Linked DNA regions of Mus musculus: all the other regions are linked to region 1. A link is a loop called in an ENCODE intact Hi-C map of the cell type or tissue named here. Cell type or tissue: gastrocnemius. All regions are shown on one strand.

Region 1 (5,000 bases):
AGCAGGCCCTGCGGGCACTAATTCTACAGTATGGGGAAGGAAAAAGAAAAAATAAAGCCAAGGAGGGACACAAGATGCCTCTGGAGCTCCTCTGCAGCCCACAGATGTCTTCTGAAGACAGGGATTATCCTTAGCAATGGCACTACCTGGGCTCACTATTGAGTTCTTTCAGGGAGGAGTTCTCTTTGTGCAGAAGAGCCTGGCCAGGCTGGGTACAGGAGGATCTGAGCATGCCTCCAGAGGACAGGAACCTCCCAAGCACTGTCTCCCATGCACACCTTACCTCGGACAGAGCCGAAGGGACTTTTTTCTGCTTCTTGAAAGTTGAGGGGCTAATACTCTGGAAGACAGAGGACAAGGCGCTGCCCGAGGAAAAGCGGGACGAGGACAGTGGGAAGCTCATGCTGACTGGACGCTCTGCAGAGGTGAGAAGCCAGGGGAAGGGTTGTCTGGAGTGCTGGCTCAAGTCCCTCCAAGGCTCATGGGGGTGCGGGTGGGAGGAGACGGGCCCAGGATGGCTGGCATGCCCCTTCCTGCTGATGCTGAGCAGAGGCTCTGGGGCATGGTGGCATTTTCCCAGGACATTGAACAGTTGTCCTGGATCCACCAGCAGGACTATGCTTCCTCTGGGTGTGGCTTCAAGAAGGCCCAAGATACATCTGCTGTCTCTCTGGCCTGATACTTCTGGGCACAGCCTGTCACTTAAGTACCAAGTCTCAGGGGTCAATTCAGCTTCTAGGGGACTCTCTCTCTCTCCTTTCCTGACTCCCAAGCCCCTCCCAAGCAGCCTCCCAAACCTGCCACAAAATTCCAAAGACAGCAGGCTCATGGAATATTCATAGAAGCCCTACAGAGAGCTGGGGAGATGGCTCAGCAGTTAAGAACATATCTGCCTTATTTTGGCCTTCAGGGGTACCTGCACCCACATGCATATAACCATATAGACAAATATCGAATAACCCCAAAGAACCATCCATGGCGGACAGCCACAGCAGCCCTGCCTTCATAGGGACAGAGCAGCTGTCAGGTTCCCATGGAACCCAGGTCTTGAGCCTTGGCCTCCCCAGGGGGCTGCCTTTATGCAGAACCTCATCTCTCTTCTTCTGGAGAAAGCAGATTCAAGCAGGAACCCGGGCCATAGAGGCATCATGAGAACTTGGGGAGAAGCCACCAGGCCTGAAAGAAGGCAAGGGCCTTGTAAAGTTACCTCTCATGGAGCCTGGGACAGGCCCATTCCTCAACTTCAGCTCCCGGAAGCAGCCATCACAGACCTTGGCCATCCTGTTCTTGAGGCACTTCAATGGGTACTTGTTTCGAGAGCAGTTCCGGCACACAATCTGACGCCATGTTGAGAACACACATTTAAGCTGTCAGTCACCCTCTCAGTTTAGCCCAGCCCTCACCTCCTCCAGGCAGCCCCAGGACCCTAGCTGCTCTGTGTCACACGGGCCCCTGCTCTTCCAGCCTGGGCTGTAGAATGTCTCTGAGCAAGCGCCTGCTTTTCTGAAGAGCTGTGCTCATAACCATAAGATAACACTCCCCTCCAGTGACCATAATGGTGAGTTCTCCCGTGTTATTAACATGGTGTGGCAGAAAGGCCTGGGACTGCCATGATCAGTGGATTTCAGTGATACCGACAGGAACAAGCTCTACCTCTCAGGCTGGCCTTGAATTCATCTTCCTCTGGCCCCCTGAGCTCCACAAGCAGGAACATGTCCCCATCCCCTCCCCAAGCACACCTTCCCCCCAGTCTGTCACTCACCTTGCCGCAGGCATGGCAGTGGTGGCGCCTCACGGTGAGGGAGAAGTCACAGCCGCAGTTCATGCACATCATGGCATGAGTGACAGGCACCAGGGTGGGGAGCCTCTCACCGAGGCTGATCCCCAGCCTTTCCCGGATCTGCGGCAGCCAGCAACCACAGTCAGGAGAGAGGCCAAGGGACAGTTGGGGAAGTGCAGCCCCTTTCTCCCTAATTCGGAGTCAAGTCTACTCTGTCCCCTGGTCTGCTTGCCAGACTGCAGGGCATGCTCCTGGGTTGAACTGTGGTGCCACGCTCTAACAGAAGCATGGTAGGCGGGACCGATGAGGGTGTTGCCAGGGCCCCGAGGACAGGAGGAACTTGTCTCTGTGAGGAGGATATGGCAGGACCCACCCTAGGAACCCTGGAGTGGCCCCCACTCACCTCCACACTGTGGTGGAAGGCAGCCAGGGCCTGAGTCTTGTAATCCTCCGGAAGGGCTCTGCTCAGACAGTAGTGCCACTCGTCCCGCTCCGCGCAGGAGCTGTCGGCACAGACTCGGTGAGCCAAGGTGCTGTGGCTCTGCTTGGCACCCTCTCTCTTGCTGCGAGTTCAGCAGCCTCTGGGCCCTAGTTGAGCCCCAATGTCCAAGCCCAGGAGAAAGCTGGGTAGATATTCTTAGTGCCCACTAGGTGTCGCCCTCGCCCTGCACTGGAGCATCCCACAGCCTGGGCAGGGAGAAGGTGCCACTTTGGCCGGCAGTAAGGTAGGCAGCCAGGGTGACACTGCTTAAAGGGAATGTATAATCCCCCTCCAGTGGGCAGATATATCAATGGCAGCTGGTACTCCAGGCCATAGGACAGGCAGGAGCAGACAATCGGTGTAGTCTGTCACCAGAAGCTACACACTGAGCCACAAGGCATCAGGCAGAGAGGAGAGGTGGTGGAGCTATCCCAGGAATCACTACCTACAGGAAGTCTTCCCTCTCCCTTGTGGGACCCCCTTTGTCTCTTCTATATTACAGCAAACAGGTGCCATCTACATACATGGGGCTCTCTCCAGACCCCAGATCGACCGGCACCTTGGTCTTGCATTTCCTAACTCCTAGCCTGGGAGAAATAGATTTTGTTTATCAGACAACTGGCTCATGTTGTTTTAAGTACAGCATCCTTCCACCTACCAAGAGCCTCCCCAAAAGACGACGGAATGGTCAGAGATGGGCAACCACTCATCACTTCCCTTTTGTCCTGTCGAGAGTGCCAAGGCTGACAGCCCACTGAGCACACGACACATATGAGTCACCTGAGAACCTCATGCTGAGACAATCATCTATAACATTTTTTAATGAGATACTTTCATGGGGCCTACAGACCTCTGGGCATAGGAGCTGGCATTTATGTTTGGTTTTGTGCTGCTGAAGCCTGAACCAGGGCCTTAGTATGTCAGCCAGACACGCTATCACTGAGATAAGCCCCAAACCTCAGGAGTTCTTCTTTTCTTTTTTCTTTTAGTTATTGCTTTCTATTTGCACGCACGTGTGTACGTGTGTGCATGCATGTCCATGCCTGTGTGTTTTGTGTGTGTTGCGTACACGTAGATATGAGTGAGGAGGTCAGAGGTCAACTTCAGGTATTTTGCTCAATTCTTAACTTTATCTTCATCTTAAAATATTTATCTTCATCTTAAAATATTTATTTTTTTGTATGTTATGCCTGCGTATCTAAGTGTCGTATGCCATGGCGGCCAGCAGAGGGCACTGCAGCTAGAGTATGGCTCCCCATACCTTGCAGACAGTGTCAGACAAGACTCAGGAGTTTCGATCTTCAGAGCATAGGGCACTTTGTCCATCACAGGGCGGCTGACCTGCCAGGGAAACCAATAGCATCTGTTCAGGGTGGGAGGGGGAGGAGCACGGACAGCTTTGTCCACTGCTAGTGGCTGGTAGTGGCTGGACAGGGTTCTGACCAGCATGGATGCTTTCATTCCCAGCTGTCCTGCCTTCTCATCTCAGCATTTCCTTCTCAGGCACCATCCTCAGATGGTATCAGAAATAACATTCCAGAATGTTCTCCATCCCAAGAATTCCCCAATGTGCCCACGCACCCTCGTGTTTGAGACCAAGATAAACCATGCTAGTCCACACATCACACATGCAACAGCTGAGACATGTTCAGTGGTGAATGAACCGAGAATATGCACACACATGCGTGCATGAACACACAAACACACACACAGAGGCAGACAGAGATGAGAGAGGCATAAAGATAGAGATACACAGAGAGGTAGAGAGACAGAGGGGGCAGATGTGGGTGCCCAGAAAAGGAAGGAGACTGACCAAACTTCCACACAGAAATCTTGAACACAACACTAAGTGAAGCCAGCCAGCTCCAAGAAGCCAAATGCTGGAACTCTACCCACATGAAGTCATTCAACCAGTTACATTTATAGAGATAGAACAAACAGGACTCAGTGTTTAATGGAGACAGTTTCTGTTTGGGATGATAGAAAGGTTCTAGAGGGTTTTAACAATGTAACCTAAACCTGTTTGTTGGCTCCCTCCAAGCGGTTTCTGCACTTACTGTCCTCCTCCTGGGGTGACCCTTTCCTCTCCATGTCTTATCCACTCTGAGAATATATCATTGATCCCTAGTTGTAGCTGGGCAGCCCCTATGTTTAAACCTGCAGCAGTCCTCACTGAACGCTGTATCCTGGGGCCTTGGTCCTCCGTAGAGAGAAGAAAGGCTGGATCCATCTCCCCAGCATCTTCCCTGTGATGACACGCCTACCCCAGGGTACCTGGTTTTCGATATCTACCTTCATGTTGGCCACTGGCAGCGAGCTCTTCAGCCGGTACTTCCCATCCTTCTGGGGATGTGTGTACAGGAGTGTGTCATTCATCTGCAGAGAAGGCACACAAGTCACACCAGTCCTGGCCCCGAAGGCTGCAGCAAGCTCTATACGTAGCAGGTCCCTGAGCTCTGGGGTGCAGGCAGCCAGTAGTCCTCGGTGCACACCTCATCATGACAATTATACTCCTACAGGAATGCTCAAAAGGACTTGGCACATCTGCCAATGCTCTGGCACCAAGTGTCAGAGAACATTATGTGTCACAGCCCCAAAGGGAGAACTAACCAAATATCCTTTACAGTTGATGGATAAAGAACCGTGGTCCAGTCAGACTGTGAAATACCACACAGCAACCCAAACGAGCAGGCTGCCAGACTGTAGCCTCGTGATAGGATCACAGGCATTGTGAGGGGG
Region 2 (5,000 bases), 170 kb after region 1:
GAGACCTAGCAACCTAAACTTGAACCTGGAGCTAACCCATGTAAAGGTGGAACAGGAAAACCAACCCTACCAAGTTGTCCTCTGACCCCATACAGAGATACACACAGTAACAAAATTTTGAGCTTAAAAGCTGAAACTGGAGCTGTAGCTCAATGACAGCACATGACAAACATGTGCAAGGCAAACCTGACACCTCAAAACACACACCACCAAAAATTCTTAAATTTAAAACTTCACTCAATTCAACTATCAGAAAATTTATATGTTTGGGACAACCTGGATATGAGTTTAGTACTTTTCAACTGCTTTATGACACCTAAATACAGATAAAAGTGTATCTGGTGGAAAATGAGTATGCAAGCTCGGCTACACTGCGGGCTACAGTGCACTCTGGAATTTAGTATGAAAACAATAGGGAAGTGTGGCTTAGCAGTTGTTAGTGTTTGGTCCTCTTGCAGAGGACTCTGTCCGTAACACCCACAGAGCAGCTCTACTTGTAACTCCAGCTCCAGGAGATGGCACCCTCTTCTGCCCTCTGAGGGCATCAAATACACACGTGGTACACATATACATGCAGGCTTTCACACATAATACAAAACCAAAAGCAGGTGTGATGGTACACACCATTATTCCCAGCATTTGGGAGGCAAAGCAGTCTGATCTCTGAGTTTGTTGCCAGCCTGGTTTACATAGCAAGTTTCAATACAGCCAGGGATTATACATATACAGAACCCCTGACTATCTATGTATGTATGTATGTACGTATGTACGTATGTATGTATGTATGTATCTATCTATCTATCTATCTAAGCTTTTTAAAAAAGAAACAAAGTACCTCTTGATGTTTTCTGTATCCTGAATGTATACTAAGATGTTCTGAATATATTAAGTTCAATAAAAAAATTAATTTCTTTTTTTTTTTTCAAGACAGGATTTCTGTGTGTAGCCCTGGCTGTCCTGGAACTCACTCTGTAGACCAGGCTGGCCTTGAACTCATAAATTTGTCTGCCTCTGCTTCCCAAGTGCTGGGATTAAAGGCATGTGCCACCATAATTTCATTTTTAAGATATGGTTCTAACAAAGTTAAAAATGGCCTGGAAATGTAGTTCAGTTGGTAGAATGCTTACCTAATATGCAAATATAGCCCTGGGTTAAATACCCAGCAAGACATAAACCAGGTGAGGTGGCCCACACCTGTAATCCTAACACTCTAGGGACAGAGGTACACACAAGAGGATCAGAAATTCAATACTGACACTCAGCCTCCTGTGGCTCTCCATCCATCCACATTGTGCTCAGGTGCTGAGAACAAGTGACTGCTGAGTGCATATCCCTCAACAATTAGGAACACCAGAAAAGGGAACAGAGTGCCAAGCTGGAAGGCAGAGGACTGAGAAATGCAATCTTCAGGGCAGAGCATAGCCATTGCACAGACACAGCACACCCAGTCTTGACAGTAGCTACAACTGCCTGCACAGGGCCTACAAAAGTGACTATCACGGAGCAATCACTGAATGGGAAGGGGATCAAGGGGCCCTATCTCTCCTTGCTGAACAATTGGTTGGGATGGATTCTGATGGTAAGGCAGTCATTGTCTAGGTCCCAATAGACAGATCACAGATAGTCTCAGATAAAATCAGTGGATCACAACACAACAAAATGAAAAGATGGAAAAAAAGGACTTGTGTGGAAGAGAGGAAGTTGACAGGGTGGAAGGAGATCTGAGGAGGGCAGAAAGTGAGGGGAAACAATACACTGTGCACATACATGTACGAAAATTGTCAAAGAATAAACTAAAAAATGTTCAATCTCTGCTACATACGAAGTTTGAGCTACACGAAACTGTCTTCCCCCAAAAAGGAAAAAAACAAAATGAAAGCGACACATTGATTGCATCCCTAGGAAGCCAATAGTCTTGGTGCATGGCTCTGAACTCTGAGGACTCTGCTGCCATCTGCTGGACATCCTGGCACAAAGCTGGTCCATGAAAAGTAAGTTTCTGAAGCTGACTTCAAGATAAATCTGAGGGACTGTATATAGACCTTTTAACTGGTGTCATAAAGAGGAGACTAGAAAGAAACTTAGTCTTCAAAACCCCAGAGGAAAATGACCTACAGGTACTAGTTGAGGTGAAGAGTAACTGCGCTTGACTGCTGCTGCTCCCAAAGGGCTGTGGTGGCCAGGTCCTCCCATGCCTGCTGGCTCCATTCAAGGCCCATTGCTGCCTGGCTGTCACTCCTGCCTTCTCTCATCCCACCACATTCTCTTCTTGATACTCTGCCTCATAAAAGCACTTTATCTCCAGCGATCAAACTATTTTCCTTTTATTCTGCCTGCAGCTTGCTATGTAGTCCAGGCTGGCCTTGAACCCACCTCTGCTCCCATGTCTGTCTCTTTTCTGCTTTTGCTTACAGTTGTGACATGTCTAATAATTCTATTTCCTTCTTTCTCCTCTAAACTATTTCCTTATTTTAGCTGAATTTATAGTTTTGGCCCTTATCTTTAGTCCTCCAACTTTTTTCTGGCTATTCTGGGTCCCTAGCATTTCCATATGAATTTTAGGATACATGTGTCATTTCTGGAAAAAAAATTAAGGGTAGCTGAGTTTTGATGTATTTAAAGGAGGTATTTGCCTGATGAGACTAACAGGACTGCATTATGTCTAGCTTCTGCTTTTGTTGTGGAGTTCAGAGGTAATTTTGGGATTTGTCCAAACTTTGTTAATACTGGGGCAAAAGACTGGCAGCAGAAGATACTAGGAAAAGCTTAAGCCTGGAAATTAGACATAAGTCTTGTTCCAATACAATGCCACATGACTTCGAGGAAGAACAGGGCATTTCCACTCATGTGAGCAGAGACAAAGCATCAAGGAAACCCCAAAGAGGTGGGTCTTCCTTTGCTACACTGTTCTCAGAGGGTTGGTGGTCAACTCCTGACTGCCTGTCTGCAGCTGCATAGGTGAATGCTCCGAACACCCCTACTGAGTGACGTCCTTTAGATTCCTGTGCACCAAACGTCCCTGCTAAATAAGAATATAGGCAGGGACCTACCTGCTCAGCACCATGGGGTCCAAGTCTGACCTACTCAGAGAGTCAAGAAGACTAAAGTAATGGAGAGCATCAGAAGGCACAGAGGCAGGAGGACAAGTCAAAGCTCTAACTGGCAAAACTAAGGAACACTGGTTTCTAAACAGCTCAGCAGCCTTTGCAAATGCCCAAATAGTTCAGCCCAACTCCAGATATCTGCAGAGGACAGACATAGGCAACTGAGTAACAGGGAACAGATCAACTACCAACTTCTACCTCTGAACTGTAGGTGCTCTTCCCCAACCTTAGAGCTTCAGATGTGACTACCTAGTGTCCCAGCAGCTTCCTTTTCCCACGCAGCCCTCTATAATAGGCCCTCATTTGCCTGTTGGACAAATCCTCCTCATGTTGCTCCATCACCTGTCAGGGAAGCTGAACCTGTGGAGTAGACACCTGCATGCTAACACACTTCTGAAAAGAAAAGAATGGAGCCCTAAAAGCGAAGTCATGAGAGGGTGTGTTTGTAAAGAAGGGTTAAAAGCCCCTCAGAGGGGTATGGAGAGATGAATCCATAGTTAAGAGCACTGGCTACTCTTCTTGTGGAGGACCAAAGTTCCGTTCCCAGCACCCACATAGTAGCTTACAATTATACATAACTCCAGGCCCAGGGTATCCTACACCACCTTCTGACCTCCTTGGCACCAGGCACACGTGGTACACATATATACAAGAAGGTAAGATGTTCACATACATAAAATAATCTAAAAAAGAAACAAGTTCCTCAGTATTTCTCAGATTAGCATTTATAATTTACACACCTGGAACCCCAAATGAGTCACAGCTGGGTCAGCATGGAGAGAAGATAGTCCCCCTATACCAAGCGGTAAGAAAATGAACAACCTAAGAGTCAATGAGCTCTCACTCCTCCCTGTCAACTAATGTGGCCTCAAGCCTGTGCTCCCTGGGAAAGTACAGGAAGAAAGAAGTAAAACTCAGTCCTGACTGACTTCTATGAGACAAATACAACCAGCATGCTTTACAGGTCATGTGACTTGTTTATAATAAGATATCATATCATCTAGTGTTTGGAAAGTGACTGTGGGCGCTTGTGGTGAGCTTTCAGAGGCAGGAGTGGATGTGTGTGAAGAGCTGGGTTCCTGGCTCTGGCCAGAGGAATGTCCCAAGTCACTTGGTGCTGATCCTGGTCTGCTCTGTGGCTGGCTACTCATAGGAGCAGTTCTCTTTTGACCCACAAAGTAATTTGAAGGTGGGGCAAACTCAGGATCTCGCTCAGCTCGGAGTTCTGACTGCTTCTTCGACCAGAATCCAAAGGAAAAGTCTATGAAAATAGAAAGGGTATTATTAAAAACAATTATGAATCAGTCAAATTTATTGAATACTTTTCAGTTCTTATATGCATTTTAAAAGCCACGACAGATTATCTAAGAACAAGGATAGCAACACAAAACCCAGCTAAGAAATGGAGTAGCCTACGACAAGGAAAGATTAGATAATGGCTCTACGGAGAGGCTGACAGGCTCTGGACCACACTGCCAAAAGGGCACTACAACTACAGAGAAATGAAACAGTCAAGTATATGCTGACGTTGGCATGATTAGGTGTTTCACATCAAAGCAGTCTCTCATTTGTTGTGTTCTGGAAGACACAGAAGGGGCTCATCCAATATGAGCAGAGGCTCTATACATTTCTCATCAACTCCAACAGCAGGAGCTAACATTCCACTGAAGTAGTTTTGAACGAGGCATAACACAGTCTGCTGCCGCAAAGACTGTGGTGGGCACTTTGGTGAAAACTTAGAAATGTGCATGTACAATGGAAGCTCAGGTAAACTTTCAACCGAATATAGAGGATTGCTAAAGACAGAATTCCTCAGACACCGGCCTCTCTCATACCTTAAAAGCAGTTCCTGGAGAGTAACATTCTAAGCTGAAAAACCACACCTAAAAGTATGGA
Region 3 (5,000 bases), 200 kb before region 1:
AGAAATAGAAAGAAAGAGAGAAATAGAAAGAAAGAGAGAAATAGAAAGAAAGAAAGAAATAGAAAGAAAGAAAGAAAGAAAGAAAGAAAGAAAGAAAGAGAAAGGAAGAAAGGAAGAAAGAAATAGAAAGAAAGAAAGAAAGAAAGAAAGAAAGAAAGAAAGAAAGAAAGAAAGAAAGAAAGGAAGGAAGGAAGGAAGGAAGGAAGAGAAAGGAAGAGAAAGGAAGAAAGGAAGAAATAAAGGAAGGAAGGAAAAGGAAGGGAGGGAAAGGAAGGGAGGGAAAGGAAGGGAGGAGGGGAAAGGAAGGAAGGAAGGGAAGGGAAAGGAAGGAAGGGAAAGGAAGGGAAGGGAAAGGAAAGGAAAGAAGGAAAAGGAAGGAAGGAAAAGGAAGGAAGGAAAAGGAAGAAAAAGAAAAGAAAAGAAAAGAAAAGAGAAAAGAAGGAAGGAAGGAAGGAAAGAAAGTAATCAAACTGAACAAGTCATGATAAACAAGCCTTATGAATGAGCAGCACCCCTCCATGCCCTCTGCATCAGTTCCTGCCTCCAGGTTCCTGCCTGATTTGAGCTCCTGCTTCGGCTTCCCTCAATGGACTCTGATTCTGAATATGTAAGCTAAAAAACCAAAACCTTCCCTCTGTAGTTGCTTTGGTCATTATGTTTCATCTCAGCAACAGAAACCCCAACTAAAGACAGGCTTTGTGTAGTCTAGAAAATGACCCAGCCCAGTGGTGTATAGTTCCACATGAGCGTAAGCAGCAGACAGAGAGAAGCCACATGTACATAGCAACACATCTATGCATGATGGCTGACCTTGGTTGCCATCTTGACTACATCTAGATTCAACTAAAACCCACCAGCCAGGCGTGGCATGTGAGGTCTTTTCTTGGATCATTTGAAGTGGAAAGATACACCCTAAATCTGAGCCACACCCTGTGGTATAGGCCCACAGTAATGGACGTGAAAACGCCTAGCCACTCCCCCTTCTACACAAGACAGCTAATCTCAGTGCTAGAGAATTCTTTGACCCAATGTTCTGGTGCTATTTGGGCCTCTTCCCAGTCCTGGTCATGATATAAGGACAGAGTGTCCTCTGAGGATTGGAGTCCCTGATCCAAAGTAGGGTCAGGGAACTGCGAGGTGGGTGAGAATGGGAGGTCCTTCCCTCAGCAGTATAGGATAGGCCAGGGGTGGGCCAGGAAAGCAGGAGAGTAGCAAGCCACTTCGAGCTCTTCCTGCACACGTTCTGATGGAGAGCCTTAAAGAGGCCAGCAGTTCTGGCTCTCAGCCTGGCCTTCCAGCAATTCTGCAGCTCAGACCACCAAACAAAGGACCAGAAACTGCATGGCTTAAGCCCCAACCCATCGTCTCACAAATCTGGGCATTGGCAAGAATAGGGAATCAGGGCCCAAGCTGGGCTTCTTCTTTCCAGACCCCAAAGGAAGGGTAAGCACAAGGAGCTGCCAGAACCCAGGAGTGGTCTTTTTCAGCCCTGCATGCTACTTACTAGGCGTTGGGTCCATGCAGCCCATTTCCTCTTCTGGATTTGTTGGTCTGAAAAAAATGGAGGACTCGGTCCCAGAATTCCAATACTGGCTGCTGTTGCTCTGCCAACTGCCTCTTCAACATCCTATCTCGCTTAGAAGCTGTATGTGAACTCAGAAACGTCAGCTAGACTTCTGTCCATTTCTGAGCACGGAGCTGCCTTTTCCCTCATGACAAAGATATGTTGGGACCCTTGAACGGTCTGTCTTGAAAATCTAAGCTCCAGGCATGGATACATACGTGCTCAGACTATCCACCACATTTACCATGTTTGACTTCCTGGGTTCCAAGGTCGATACAAACTAACCAGGCAAACAAAACAAACAAAGCCGAGGTTTGTAGGGATACCTCTAGAGGTGGAGCAGAATTACCAGAGTTAGCAAGGAAGACCACAGGGCATCCAGTGTGGCCATTGCCTGAACCTGCTCCTTTTATATGGGGAGGAGCTGGGATTCAGGATGCGTTTTCATGCATTTCTGTTGTTGGCCACCGGAGGGCAGCAGAGCTACATAAATGTCCTGAGTGTTGTTACAGGTTGTGGGACACAGAGGATTCAGAACAGGACTTTGGGAGCCACAAGGTGCCAGAAAAGTGATGAGAGGAATTAGTAGCCATAGAAGGATCAAGGAAGGTTTCTAGGAGTTGTTGACTCATGCTTTAGACAGGGTTTGAAGTCTGAAAAGGTCCTCTAGAAAAGAGACATTGAACAAAGATGGGGGGGTGGGGGGAGAGGCAAGCTTGCTCCAGAGGCAATATAATAGGACCTAAGATTCTGGCACAGTCCTCAAGCCAGTATTTCAGCATGTGTTAGAACTTCACATCGAACTGCCTTAAGAAAAAAGAAAAAAAAAACTCCAGGAGACACCTTCAGGGAGAACCATATCCAAGGCCTCTGACTGTGTCACTGTGTCCTGTCACAGGGCCTCTCGGCTCTGCTCCTTGCAGCAGCATAGCCATCAGCAGCTACAAGCAGATGCTCAAACTGCCGAGAAGCCACCATGGAGACAGCCTCATTCTCAAGGCTTCTACCAAATGTCTGGGAGTTACTCTGATGTGCTGGGGCTGTGCTACCCAAACATCCAGAAACCATCGCTGCTCCTGATGACCTGTTTTGTGTCCAGGCTGCCTGTGAGAGATGGTCTCCTCCCTCTAACTGAACATGGGGGGCGGGAGGGGCAACAGTCTCCAAAGGAAACATGAGAGGGTCTCAGAAGGGGAGACAGTGGGTGTCAGGGAGGACCCACTGAAACCTGGTCCTCTCTTGTCCTAACTGATTCTGCACCCGGCTGCCATAATGTGCCTCAGTTTCTTTAGCTGGATGTGACATCAGGTTCAAAATAGTACTCACTCACTCCTGTAGGCTCTTAGGCTGTAGTGGCACCTCAGAGTCAGGAAGGAGTCTGTAACAACAGTTCTAACAGCAGCTCTGAGGTTGAAGCTCATTAGAAGGCTATCCTAAGCCAATGTATGGGAAAAGATGGGGTATTTCAACTGCCCAAGCTTGGGTCACGTGACTGCTCAGCAGAGCCAGGGAATAGAGTTTGAGCCACCTATGGCAAGGGGCTCTGTGTCAGGCAGAGCCTAGAGACAGTAAATTAGGGTGCTAGGATAGCCATGATGAAGTAATATTGACTGGAGGCTTGACCAACAGACACAGACTGTCTTATAGCCCCAGAAGCTACAGGTCACCAGAGCCCCACTCTCCTTGAACCTGCATGGCACCCTTTCTGCCCTCTCTAGCTTCTGCTCACAGTCAGGGGTCCTTGGCGTGGTTAGGTTTGTGGATCTGTGTATTCCTGCCTCAGCCACTGATGTGACATCCATGCACACGTCTCTGTGTCACTAAGGCTACCGCTGGCTGACTCATATGCTTTGTCACTATATTCTTCAATGACCATGCCTGTCCACAGAGGTTACCTTCCATGATACGGAGGTTTAGAGCGCCATCACCTGTCTACCAAAGGTGTTTTGTTTTGTTTTGTTTTGTTTTGTTGCCAAAAACTAGTACTGCCCCTGTGGGAAGGGCAACTGGAGTGAGGTAGTCCCAGTTGGCCAGACACAGTTCTGAGACAAGGACTCTGAATTATGTAGGCTAGTCTTGAACTCATGACTCCCCTGCTCTGGCCTCCAGAGTGTTAAGATCGCTAGCATGTGCCATAGGCAAATTATTTACTATTTGGGCCACAGTAGATTTAAGAAGCCTTGTGAGAAGTAGCAACTGGAATTCAACCCAGCTCACAGACTGCTCATCCTTATTGACTGTGAATAGACCCAAAAGAATTAACACACCACACACTGCCTGCAAATAGACACACAAAAAACACAGCGCACACACACCATCTTGCCCAGTCACCTGTGACAACCTCACAGTTGGGTCCAGCAAGGAAATCACTCAATGGTTAAATGGGAAATGGTAGAATGATACTGTGGCAAATATTTTGGAATCTGACCTACCTGGACTTGAACTCTGAATGATTTTATGTCGATAGCTCTACTTCTCTGAGACTTAGCCTCCTGTCTGTGAAGAGATCCCTACCAGGGATGGTGGTACACATACATAACTCTCATATTAGGATGGGGTTGTAGCTCAGTGGATAGGATGCTTGCCTAGCACACACAAGGTGCTGGGTTCACTCCTTAGCACTGTGCAAACTTGACATGGTGGCATATATTTGTGATCCTATCACTCAGGAGGTGGAGCCCAGAGGATCAGAAGTTCAAGGTCTTAGGTAACTTGAGGACAATCTGGGACACATGAGACCCTCGTGTATAAAAATAAAATACCAGCCAGTTGTACTAGCCCTAGCTTTTAACCCCAACACTTGGGAAGCAGAGGCAGGTATATACGTCTCTGTGAGTTTGAAGCCAGCCAGATCTCTATAACAAGATTCAGGACAGCCAGGGTTACAAAGTAAGACCCTGTCTCAGAAGTACATAAATTAAATAAATAAAAAGCTATATAATGGAGCCCTGTTTCAAAAATAATAATAAAATAACTTGTAAGTAAAAGAAAATCCTAGGATTTAGGAGGTGGAGGCAGGAGAATCAAGAGTTTAAACTCATCCTTGATTACAATAGTGAGCCCAAGGTTTGCCTAGGATACATGAAACCTTGTCTCAAAAACTAACAAAAACCAAAATTGTCTCTGAAGGTGTTTGAATGTTAATGATGCTCTATGGATGCTTGTGTGGTCAATCCTGTGTCGTACCAAGAAATGTGGGCACACACGTGGGTATCCTGGGGAGCTGGGACTGTTTAGCCCAGGCTCTAGGGCACCAAACCTGGGAAGTGTCAGCCATGCCTCTTTCTGAGGCTCCAGTCTTGCCCAGCATCTCCCACCTCAGCAGAGCTCCCATAGCTCCCTGGGCTGTGGCTGTGGTCCCAGCAGGAAATCAGTGCCAGTAGCTGCCATCCTCTTCCCTAGCATACAGAAATGCTTCACTGGAGAGATGTACTAG
Region 4 (5,000 bases), 89 kb after region 1:
CTACCCACCTTTTCATGGCACTATTGTGAGTTCGAGGAAATCAACAGACACAAAACACCTGACAAAGTCAAGAGGCAAACATCCCCTATGCACCAAGATGGGCCTGGATTTAAAAACAAAATGGCTTTCAAACTGGATTTCGATCCTGTCTTGGCCCCTGAACAGATCAGAGTAGCTCAATTTCCCATCGTCAGGTTGTTGTTGATGATGTTAACTAGACTGACAGAAAGAATACACGGTAGTGGTAACTAATCCATTATAAGTTCCCGGGAAATATGAGTTAGTGTTCAGTGGTCGCTTGGACTGTGTTCTGCTTACTTTATTGTTGGTTAGTAGAGACAAGTCTGAGACAGATCTTGATTTGTCCGATAGATAAACTGAGGGACAGCAGTTAAGAAACCTGCTCAAGGTCACATAAGCATATGGTGGCTCTGAGATCCAACCCCAGGGAGTCCTGGAGCCATGAGATCTGGAGGCAGGGAGTGTGACATCCACCGGTCACCATGGAAGGCTATCATATTGAAAAGGGAATCATGTCTACAGACACAAATTACAAGGCAGCTAGATCTAAAAGTGCCCACTGCAAAGGCTTCCTGGGGTCAAATCTACATCTAAATTTGTTCTGTTTCCCTCCACCCTCCAGACTCTTAGGAAAGGAGGGCCTGCTCCAGCTTCATACAGGAAAATATGGGGAAGCTGGACTGGCTCTCTCCATTGTTACCAAGCTGTTTTGTTAGGAGAGTAGGGAAAGCCAGCCTATCTCTGTCCAGACTACAACCTTCCCCAGAGAGCAGTGGGTAGCCAGCCCCTGGGAACCCTGTTCCAGTCCTCTCCACTCCTATGCGGTGACTCTCCTCCTTATGCCCCTCAATTCTGTGACCCACGTTAATTACCCTCAGCAACACCAATGCCTGGACACAGGGAGGTGGCTGCCCCACTCCTCAGTCTGTTGTAAGACCAGCCCAATGTCTCCAGCCGCACCTTGCTCCCAAGACAATGACTTTTCAGTAAAACACTCTTAAAAAGAAAAAAAAGCCTCAACTCCTCCTGCCCCTCACACACACCACCACTACTGCCACCGCCACCACCGAGGCCACCACCACCACCACCAACAGCAGCAGTAACAGCAGCAGGATATGGTTCCAAGACAGCCAAAATGGTGGCTTCCTGTTTCTTTGGGGATGTGTGTTGGGAAGTGTGGCATTGAACAGGGTCCTTGGTGAGGAAGGAGTTCCTCTTCTGCTCAGCGATAGCAGTAAAAGAAAACAGGGTGCAACCGCGTGGAGCAGATAGGTCTCAGGATTACTACCTAGCACGCGCTCATCTTTGAGAACTTTCCTGTGTACAGCAGCTGGGAATCCAGATTCCAGGCACCGCCCATCTGACTGAGGCTCACTTTCTCAATCTGCTAAATGGCACTCCTCGGCAGAGATCGCTAAATTTCTTTGAGAACACTTTTGTGTTTCCCGGAATCACTGACCTGGTGAAGTCTGATTCACAGACTGAGACCCGAGGGGGAAGGGGGTAAGAGGGACGCTGACGCTCCTGGGAGTGACGGGGCCTCGGACCGGTAGTGGAGCCCGGGCTGAGGGTTTTAAGAGGGGTGCATCTAGAGGAACAGCCCAAGCTTCCTAACTCAACCAAGGTGTTTGATGGCAGAGTGGGGTGTGTCGAGCCCTGGAGTGCCAGAACAGACTGGCGTCGGCGCCCGGGAACCAAATGCAGCCACCAAAGGGTGAAGGAGGACCTGCTGGGACCCAAAGGACAGAAGGGGAAGGATTGGGTGTTGGAGGGCACGATTTGGAAGGCAGGGTGTCCTGGTTTCTGAGGGGACCCTTCCTCGGGGGACAACGGCGAGGTGCGTGGGACAGAACACCCGAACTCTGGGCTACTAGAGAGGGGAACCCGGGTCCCGCAAGCTCCACTCGCAGAGCCTGCCGCCGGAGCGCGGAAGGTGGCGCGGGCTCCTACCTGCTCTGTGCATCTTCCACCGCGGAGCCCGAGGCTGGTCGCTGCGTGCTGTGCGGGTCGGTCAGTCGGAGTCCCACTGCCGCCCAGTCCACCGCGCCCGCGCCCGCCCCGGCCCGGCCCGCCCCGGGCGCAGCACTCCGCGGCAAGGCGAGGGGCGCTGGGCGCGGGGCTCGGGTTGGGCGGGGCGTCCGCTCAAGCTCGGGGCTCCAGGCTCCGGCCGCGCCTCCGCCCCCTCCTATGTTTCCTCCCGCTCCCGAGAGGAAGGCTTTTTTTTTTTTCTTTTTTTTTTTTTTCTGTGCTGTCAGAGACCGAGGGTCCCGGCGTCCCCACGCACACTTAAAGGGGCCAGGGCTATGATCAAGGAGACCAAAGGAGCTGTACAAGGCTTAGGGACAGAGGCCATCCATCCCTTTATTTTCAGATTTGGATGTTCATTCAGTCTGGGCTAGGCGACCACGGAGCGTGATAGCTACAAGTTCTCTTCCTCATGGAGAGCTCAAATGAAGAGGTCGTTAGGGACAGAAGGCGAATTAAACCAACAAACACCATGGAGAAGCACCCTGGCTGTGAAGAAGACCAGTTGGGGCTCTCCATAGCCAGAACCCATGGGGAGTGTGTGAAATGCGCATTTCCGGGCCCTCATCAGACTCAGAATCAGAGCAACTGCCAGGACTTTCTGAGGAAACCCAAGTCAGAAGCCGGGAGCTTCAGAGTATGTCTGTGTAGTCATCCATCACCTCTTGGAGATGGCTGGAAAGGGCTATCTCGTTTCTGGGGGTGGGGGTGGGGGTGGGGGGCTTGATTCACATTGTATCCAGATAGTGAGACCCAGTATCTCCTCCGTACTGCCTGTTAATGACCATATAGATGCCTTTGCCCTCAGGGAGTCCTGTCTGACATACACAGTCCTACAGCTTGGGTCTGGAGCTCAGAGGAGGTCCCCAGTGAGAGGGGTCAACCAAACAAGAAGTGAAGGAGATAACTTGGGGGGACTTGAGGCATGTAAAGGCATGACATGTCCTTGAGCGGTCTATGTTTCCCTCTACTGTACAATTAAGAACTGAATTTGAATTTTTCAAATGACCTTTTCATCCCAGAGTCACCACACCAGACACTGAAACCTCCAGCCCTTTGTGGAAAAATACTTTTGACTCTGGAATAGAAAATTTATGGCTGGGGTCAGCGAGATGGCTCAGTGAGTAAAGAGCTTGCCACGTAAACCTGGACATCAGAGTTCAATCCCTGGACCTCACATAGGTGGAAGGAGAGAGAGCAGATTCCAATGGTTGTCTCTGGTCTCCACAAGTGCACCATGGCTTTGGGTGCCTTTCCCCAACTCATGCTAACATTAAATAGATGATTAATTAAAAGAGAAAAAGAAAAAGAAAAAAAGAAAATCTGACTGAGTACATTACTGGTTATTGGTAGATTCAATCGATCTGTGCATGGTGGTTAGCTCAGGATGGAGGTGATGCTGGTGGAAATGGAGGTGACAGAGATGACATTAGAAGTGAATGAGGACATTGGCGGTGAAACAGAAGGAGAGAGAGTGGTAGTGCCCCAGGTAGAGAAGGAGTGGTCATGCAAGTCATGGTGTCCTCAGTGTAGGTGGTGGAATAGGTGACGCAGAGGTGGTGAGCAGGTAAGAGGGGAAGGAGTTGGTGGTGATAGAGGTGGAGATGGAGCAGGTGATAACGGGGGTAGAAGTGGCAGAGTTGAGGCAGGAAGACGGTCAAGGTGATGGAAAGAGTGGTGATGATGGAGATGATGGTACACGGGATAGAGATGGCTGTGTTTTTCCAGGTGGTGATGGTGGAGATGGCATATGGGATAGAGGTGGTTGTGTTTTTCCAGGTGCTGATGGGGATATTTGGCAGTGACACAATAGTAGGGAATGACATGTGGTGGGCAGGGGCAGAGGATGCGGAAGTGGTTAAAGTGATAGAGATGGCGGAGGTGACAGAAAAGGTGGATGGTAGAGTCAGTCAGGGTGATGGGGGTAGGAGGAGTATATGTGATAGAACTGATAAATTTGCTCGGGTTGACGGCGACAGTATGGGTGACTGGGCTGATGGAGCCGGTGTAGGGATGGAGGCGTGAAGGTGCTGTGCACGGTGGAAATGGAGTTTGGCAGCGTGGGGATGATGGAGTCAGCTGAGTGGTGGTAGAGGTGGTGGCGAGGATGAGGGGATCTATGTTTTAAGGTGTGTGAAACGGAGTGAACTGGTAAATCCATTGATGTAAAAAAAAAAAAAAGAGCTTGTCTTTTAGAATAAGCAGTAAAATCCTAAGAACATGGCCTCAGCGGGATCAGGAGGGAGGCTCTGGTTCAGTGGCCGCTACTGTTGATTTTGCTCTGGGGTTTGTGGGGAGGGGTTCAGGGTGGTGGCAGGAAAATCCCGGAATGCTTTGCTAAGCTCTGCCAACCCAACACTGTTGGATGTGGGATTTGTGAGCACAGCCCCAAGGCCAGTTGGGAAACCTCACAGCATTCAACCAGTTCACCTGCAGGCAGAGGGGTGGTGGGTGCGGAGTGACAGGCTGTGAGGGAAAGACTTGAACCCCTTTGTTTTCGAACTCCTTTGTTTTTCCTTTCCAGAGAAGATGGATCCCAAAGCTTTTGTTTGCAGTGGCTTTGCAACCATCCTGCCCAGGGTGATGACATGTGGTTACCATTTGAGCCTTGAGGAATGCATTCTTCCCATTACAAGGATGGGGACCATTACAAGGATGGTCAACTTCGACCCGAAATGTATGTTTGGTTTCTTTTTGTTTTTTAATTTTAATTTTAACTTTTTAATTATTTGGTTGTTTTTATTGTTTCCTGAGACAGGCTTTCTCTTTTCTGGGACTCGCTCTGTAGAGCAAGCTGATCTCAAACTCAGAGAGCAGAGTCACCTACTGTGGGGGATGGGGTTCTATGTTCTTATTATGTGCTGTGTCAGAGAGCATCTGCTGCCTCAGTTACCCTGGAGCTGTGGTGGGCATGGGATGCCTGTGGCCTGCCTCAACAATCAGAGCCTTATAGA
Region 5 (5,000 bases), 290 kb after region 1:
AAGCTTTAGCCAGGATGAATTGTAAGTGCAAATGCCCTGGGGCAGGAGATTTTGACCCAAGAGTGAGGGGCAGCCTGACTGCTACAGATGGCTGAATGGGAAGGAACCAGGACCAAAGGGGTGAAGGTAAAAGCCAGGGGCTGAGGAAGTGACTAGTTGCCTCAGGGAGAGCTGATGTGAGACCAGAATGCTTGGGGTGGAGGTAAGGAATGTTTCTGCAGTACAATGGAGGCCTGGCCTGACTTGCTGATGGCTGAATAGACTGCCTTCCCTCCGTGGCATCATCCCCTTCCTCAGCAGTAAGGGCTAAAGGACAGCAGAGTTAGGCTGGGCAGGACAGCAAGCATCTTTACTTTCCACGAATCTTTATATTTTCCCTCCCCATCATTCCAGACACAGTGGCCAATGCTTCAGGCCCTTTGGTGGTAGAAATAGCCAAGACCCCAGGATCTGCCCTGGGGATCTCTCTCACCACTGGCTCCCACCGGAACAAGCCAGCTATCACTATCGACCGTATCAAGCCAGCTAGCGTGGTGGACAGGTGAGGTGAAGCAGGGCTATGCAGGGCAGAGGCAACCTGTGTCTCTGTCCTCTGGACCAGCCTCTCTGTCCCCCTGTCCCCCAGGAGTGGTGCGCTGCATGCTGGAGACCACATCCTCGCCATCGATGGCACCAGCACAGAACACTGCTCACTGGTCGAGGCTACTAAGCTCCTGGCCAGTGTTACTGAGAAAGTTCGACTGGAGATCTTGCCTTCGCCCCAGAGTCGTCGGCCCCTGAAGCCCCCAGAGGCAGGTAGGCACCTTGGCAAATCTCAAGACCCAAACCTGGCATGGATGGAACAGGGCACCAGAGTTCCAGGACAAAGCCTTAAGCAGGCACACTTGGCAGGGAAACTGAGGCTTCAGAGGCTGTGGGAAGGACTGTGGGAGCCAGATGTTGGGATTTGTTCATTTAGTCTCTGCTAAGGGCCTGGCTCTGCAGGAAGCCTTTGGGATTCTTTCTCAGCCTCCCTACAACTTAAGGAGGCAGCCACTCTCCAGGGCCCATTTAACAGAACCAACAATAGAGACCAGAGCCAGGAATGGGGGTAGCCAATCACTAGGGCCCCATGTGGTTCCATGCTGCCACAGAATTTTAGGGGCCTTGTGGGCACCATATGCCTGCTGTGCCCCTGAAGTTTTTACAGGGGGCTTTTGTGGGTAGCACTCAGCCAAAAACCTCTTGAGTCCAGAGCCAGTTCCCTGAGGGGACTGATTTTCCTGGTTGGCAATGCAGCTGGGGCCTGGTCACGGCTTGGCACAGGATGAGTAGCAGTGCCCATGAGCAGAGCCCATGTTCTGTGCCTTGCTGGCTTGGACAGTGCAAGGATCTTGGGTCTCACCATTGGCTTGTGGGGACTATAGTCATCCGGACAGTCCCAGACACCCAGGCCACTTTCCTCTTCCCACTGCCACAGTGAGAATACAGAGGAGTGAGCAGCTGCACCGCTGGGACCCCTCTGCCCCTTCTTGCCACAGCCCAAGGCCAAGCCACTGCAGGGCACCCACCTGGGCAGCTGGAGGCCCGGACCAGAGCCGATGTAATGTATCTGCTGCTGCAGCAATGCTGCCGTCCTAAAACCCCTTCCTGGTGGGTGGTGTCGGTACATGGGGTGGAAACCAACACAGGATCAAGAGGGGATGCCCTGCATCACTTAGCTCATCCCTAGCGGTCTGTGGAAATCTTGGTCAGTGAGGCTCAGGGGGTGGAGACCTGTGTGAGGTCACACAGTCAAGGACTTAGGTGAAGGGGAGAAGGCATGCCTGTCTGTGTCCCTATGGATATGTGGTTCTCCTCCCCAATCCCTATGCAAGTGACTAGGGCCCTGCTGGGGCTCATGGGGCTGTGCTCTGGTCTCCCCAGCTGTGTCCTCGACTCCCTTCTCCTCACCGACTATGAACCCCGCCTTTCCCTGTGCCAACGCCAGCACCCTGCCCAGAGGACCCATGAGCCCCAGGACAACAGCAGGGAGGAGAAGGCAGCGAAGGAAAGAACACAGGAGCTCTTGTAAGCAGGAAGCCATCTCCGTGGGACACCTGAGAGGCGGAGGATGGGGCTGGGGGTGAGGCTTGGGTAGTGTGGCCACCTGGATATGGTGCACCCTGGGGAGTCCCAGCTGTTACAGAAAGGAGCCTCTGAAGCCAGTGTGTTCAGTGTCTGATGCCTGTCACTAAGGACCACATAAGATCATTTCTGTGATGTGTCCAGGGAAACCCACAGGGACAGAAATAGGTTGAGGACAGATTGCCTGGGGCAAAATGCAGGTTCTGGGGCAATGGGTGAGGAGACAGCGATTCCTTTATTCTTTTTTTGGTTTTGAGACAAAGTCTCGTTATGTGGCCCAGTCTGGCCTAGAATTTAGTCTTTCTGCCTCAGTCTCCTAGCTAGGCTCCTATGGGAGAGGATGGCAGTGTTTTAAGCCATCAATTTATACACTAAGCAGGTGACCAATATTGTTTGGGAACTTCCTATCAAATAAAGCTGTTCCCGGGACCCTCAGTGGTTAAGAGCATTTGCTGCCCTTGCAAAGAATCCAAATTCAGTTCCCAGCACCCATGACAGGCAGATCACAACCACCTGTACCTGCATTTCCAGGGGGAGCTGACACCCTCTTCTGGCCTCAGCTGCAGATACCTGTACTCACAGACACACACACACACACACACACACACACACACACACACACACATGTGCATAATTAAACACAATAAAATAAATCCTAAAAAGAATAAAGCTATTACCAAGGCAAAGAGACATGTAGACTATAGAGCACAGAATATAGCGCTGCCCAATCCAGTTTTGCTCTCCAGTTACCCACATTCAACCGCAATGTGAAAATATTAAATAGACAAATCTGGAAATAGACCATATGCTTTAAATTGAACAGTGTCCTGAGTAGTGTGGGAAAGGCTTACATCTGCCCCACTTGGTCCATCCTGGGATGTGAGCAGCGTGCTTACCCAGTGTATCCATCATGTGCACACTGCTCAACTGTTAGTCATTCTCCATCATCTCTCTTGGTCAGACTGGCTAGAATCTGCTGCCCAGGTGATCTAGACTTCACTGAACAATGTCCGGAGCAATGGTCACGGGGCTGGAGATGTAGCTCAGACAGGAGATTGCTTCTCCAGTGTATATGAAATCCCGAGTTTTACCCTTAGCACCAAATAAATGAGCAAAGTGATACCTGCCTGTAATGCAGCATCCAACAACCCTGTAATAGGGAGGAAGGAAGGTCAGAAGTTCAAGGTCATGCTCAGCTGCACAGAAAGATCAAGGCCAGTCTGAGAGCCTGTTTCAAAACTAAACAAAGGGTGCTACAATATTGATTCTGGTGATTTTATGAGAACACACCGGTATAATAGTTACATCTCATCAAGCTACAGTTAATGTCTCTCTTCCCCAGGGTTGTTTGTAGATGAAACTTCATCATAGGGCTGTATGATTAGGGTATCTGTAGGCTTTGTGTGGTACTATCTGTGGTTTCAGGCATTTCCTGGGGTCTGGAAATACATGCCCTATGGATGGAGGTGGGGGTCTGTAATATAATAAATAACACAGGCACCTAGAATCTCTTGTCTTACAAAATAACAGTCCCTAATGCTGTCTCTCTTAGCCACGGCTTATGCAGGGTAGATGCCATCATGGCCCTGTACAGACAAAGGAACTCAGGCCCATCCTAGGTGGTTCCGGGACTCCTGCTCACCTGCCTCTCTGGCTCCCAGACCTCGTGAGGACTCTTAGTGGGCACCCCTGGAAAGCCTCACCAGGGTTCATCTGAGTATGAAACCCTCCTGTCCCACAGTGTCACTGGCCTCCAGCACGGTAGGGCCCGGCGGGCAGATTGTTCATACGGAGACCACGGAAGTTGTGCTCTGTGGAGATCCTCTCAGTGGCTTCGGCCTTCAGCTGCAAGGAGGCATCTTTGCCACCGAGACCCTGTCCTCCCCACCCTTGGTGCGATTTATTGAACCTGACAGCCCCGCTGAGAGGTGAGTCTACTGCTTCCGTGGGCCTACAATCTTTGGAGCTCTAGTCCAGTGGGAAAACTGAGCCACAACTATGGGTCCCAGCTTCATAAATATACCTTACTTAATCAGCATATTGGCCCCATCATCAGCCCCAGAATTACACAGTATGAAAACCCTGTCTGCCTGTACTCAGAGGACTCTGTGTGTCTTGTGAGGACAATGGTACCATCCCCAGTGATTAGATAGAAACTGAGACCCAGCCAGGTCTTAGCTGGGGACAGGACTGAGTTCAGAGACCAGGAGCTGAGAGTAAGCCCCCACTTCTCCCCCACCTGAGGTTCTAGTCACCGGCTTCTTCTCTCCACCGGGCTCTGGGGGTTAGGTGTGGTCTGCTGCAGGTGGGGGACCGAGTCCTAGCCATCAATGGCATTGCCACTGAGGATGGGACCATGGAGGAAGCCAACCAGCTGTTGCGGGATGCTGCGCTGGCCCGCAAAGTTGTTTTGGAGATCGAGTTTGATGTGGCAGGTGAGTGGGCCACCCAGCTACACACACTCTGGGACCCTGCCCCTCCCTGCTTGGTGCTCCCTGGGACTTTGCACCAGCCTAAGTCCTGCATAGGGATGAGGGAGTACCACACAGGAATCAGGAAGCAGGAGGACTTAAAGTGGATTGATTTCATGCAGCAGGGACTCCAGGCAGAAGAAGTCAGGGTGCTGATCCTGGGAGTCCCATATGAGAATGTCTGGATAGGAAACAGCCTCCCTCTGCCCTCGGCTTCCCCATCTGTCAAATAGTAGAGACCAGAGGTGTGGTATGAATTAGAGACAAGTTGTAGAAATGCCTGGATCCAAATGGGTCACGTTTTGCTACAGCCTTCCCCCCCCCCCCCCCGCACTGGCCAGTAGTCTCCAGCTCTGGCCTCCACCCAGCACTCAGCTGTTTAGAGCCAATTTGTCAGCCTTCTCGGCCTCAGCCTTCCTCCTC

Evidence for each region. Hi-C counts contacts between places; a loop is a spot of excess contacts. Peaks named below come from ENCODE experiments on the same cell type or tissue, not always from the same donor. Only the 100,000 strongest peaks of a DNase experiment are listed, where the experiment ranks them.
Region 2: it touches region 1 in a loop (10-fold over the local background); 39 of 42 quality-filtered maps call a loop at or near these places.
Region 3: a loop joins it to region 1, with 4 times the contacts of the local background. A loop is called at or near these places in 7 of 42 quality-filtered maps.
Region 4: it touches region 1 in a loop (2.2-fold over the local background); 6 of 42 quality-filtered maps call a loop at or near these places.
Region 5: a loop joins it to region 1, with 4 times the contacts of the local background. A loop is called at or near these places in 38 of 42 quality-filtered maps.

Annotation. Positions count from the first base shown.
Region 1 is chr6:92,064,785-92,069,784 of GRCm38, reverse strand. It overlaps Fgd5 (FYVE, RhoGEF and PH domain containing 5), which reads right to left. Exons shown (of 21, transcript NM_172731.3): 13 at 4,554-4,637; 14 at 3,523-3,602; 15 at 2,184-2,283; 16 at 1,763-1,900; 17 at 1,208-1,337; 18 at 284-417. Among named protein-coding and RNA genes, the nearest start is that of Nr2c2, 25 kb to the left of the region's middle. In gastrocnemius, CTCF peaks have their summits at 2,434 (motif pointing right) and 3,475 (motif pointing right); DNase peaks (open chromatin) are centred at 2,443 and 3,519.
Region 2 is chr6:91,898,657-91,903,656 of GRCm38, reverse strand. It overlaps Ccdc174 (coiled-coil domain containing 174), which reads right to left. Exons shown (of 11, transcript NM_172730.2): 11 at 3,809-4,365. The coding sequence ends at 4,070. It also overlaps a transcript of 4930590J08Rik not described here. Among named protein-coding and RNA genes, the nearest start is that of 4930590J08Rik, 3.1 kb to the left of the region's middle. In gastrocnemius, a CTCF peak has its summit at 1,959 (motif pointing left); a DNase peak (open chromatin) is centred at 1,951; H3K27ac peaks cover 200 bases.
Region 3 is chr6:92,266,253-92,271,252 of GRCm38, reverse strand. Gm30688 (a long non-coding RNA gene) reads right to left here and starts at 1,618. Exons shown (of 5, transcript XR_001785327.2): 1 at 1,505-1,618. In gastrocnemius, a CTCF peak has its summit at 2,016 (motif pointing right); DNase peaks (open chromatin) are centred at 2,029 and 4,982.
Region 4 is chr6:91,976,014-91,981,013 of GRCm38, reverse strand. Fgd5 (FYVE, RhoGEF and PH domain containing 5) reads right to left here and starts at 2,049. Exons shown (of 21, transcript NM_172731.3): 1 at 1,972-2,049. The coding sequence starts at 1,984. In gastrocnemius, no CTCF peak of the experiment used is centred here; a DNase peak (open chromatin) is centred at 2,042; H3K4me3 peaks cover 3,090 bases; H3K27ac peaks cover 3,091 bases.
Region 5 is chr6:91,779,365-91,784,364 of GRCm38, reverse strand. It overlaps Grip2 (glutamate receptor interacting protein 2), which reads left to right. Exons shown (of 24, transcript NM_001159507.1): 8 at 394-541; 9 at 626-795; 10 at 1,460-1,582; 11 at 1,906-2,049; 12 at 3,848-4,034; 13 at 4,396-4,541. Among named protein-coding and RNA genes, the nearest start is that of Grip2, 26 kb to the left of the region's middle. In gastrocnemius, no CTCF peak of the experiment used is centred here; DNase peaks (open chromatin) are centred at 1,284 and 2,062; H3K27ac peaks cover 1,675 bases.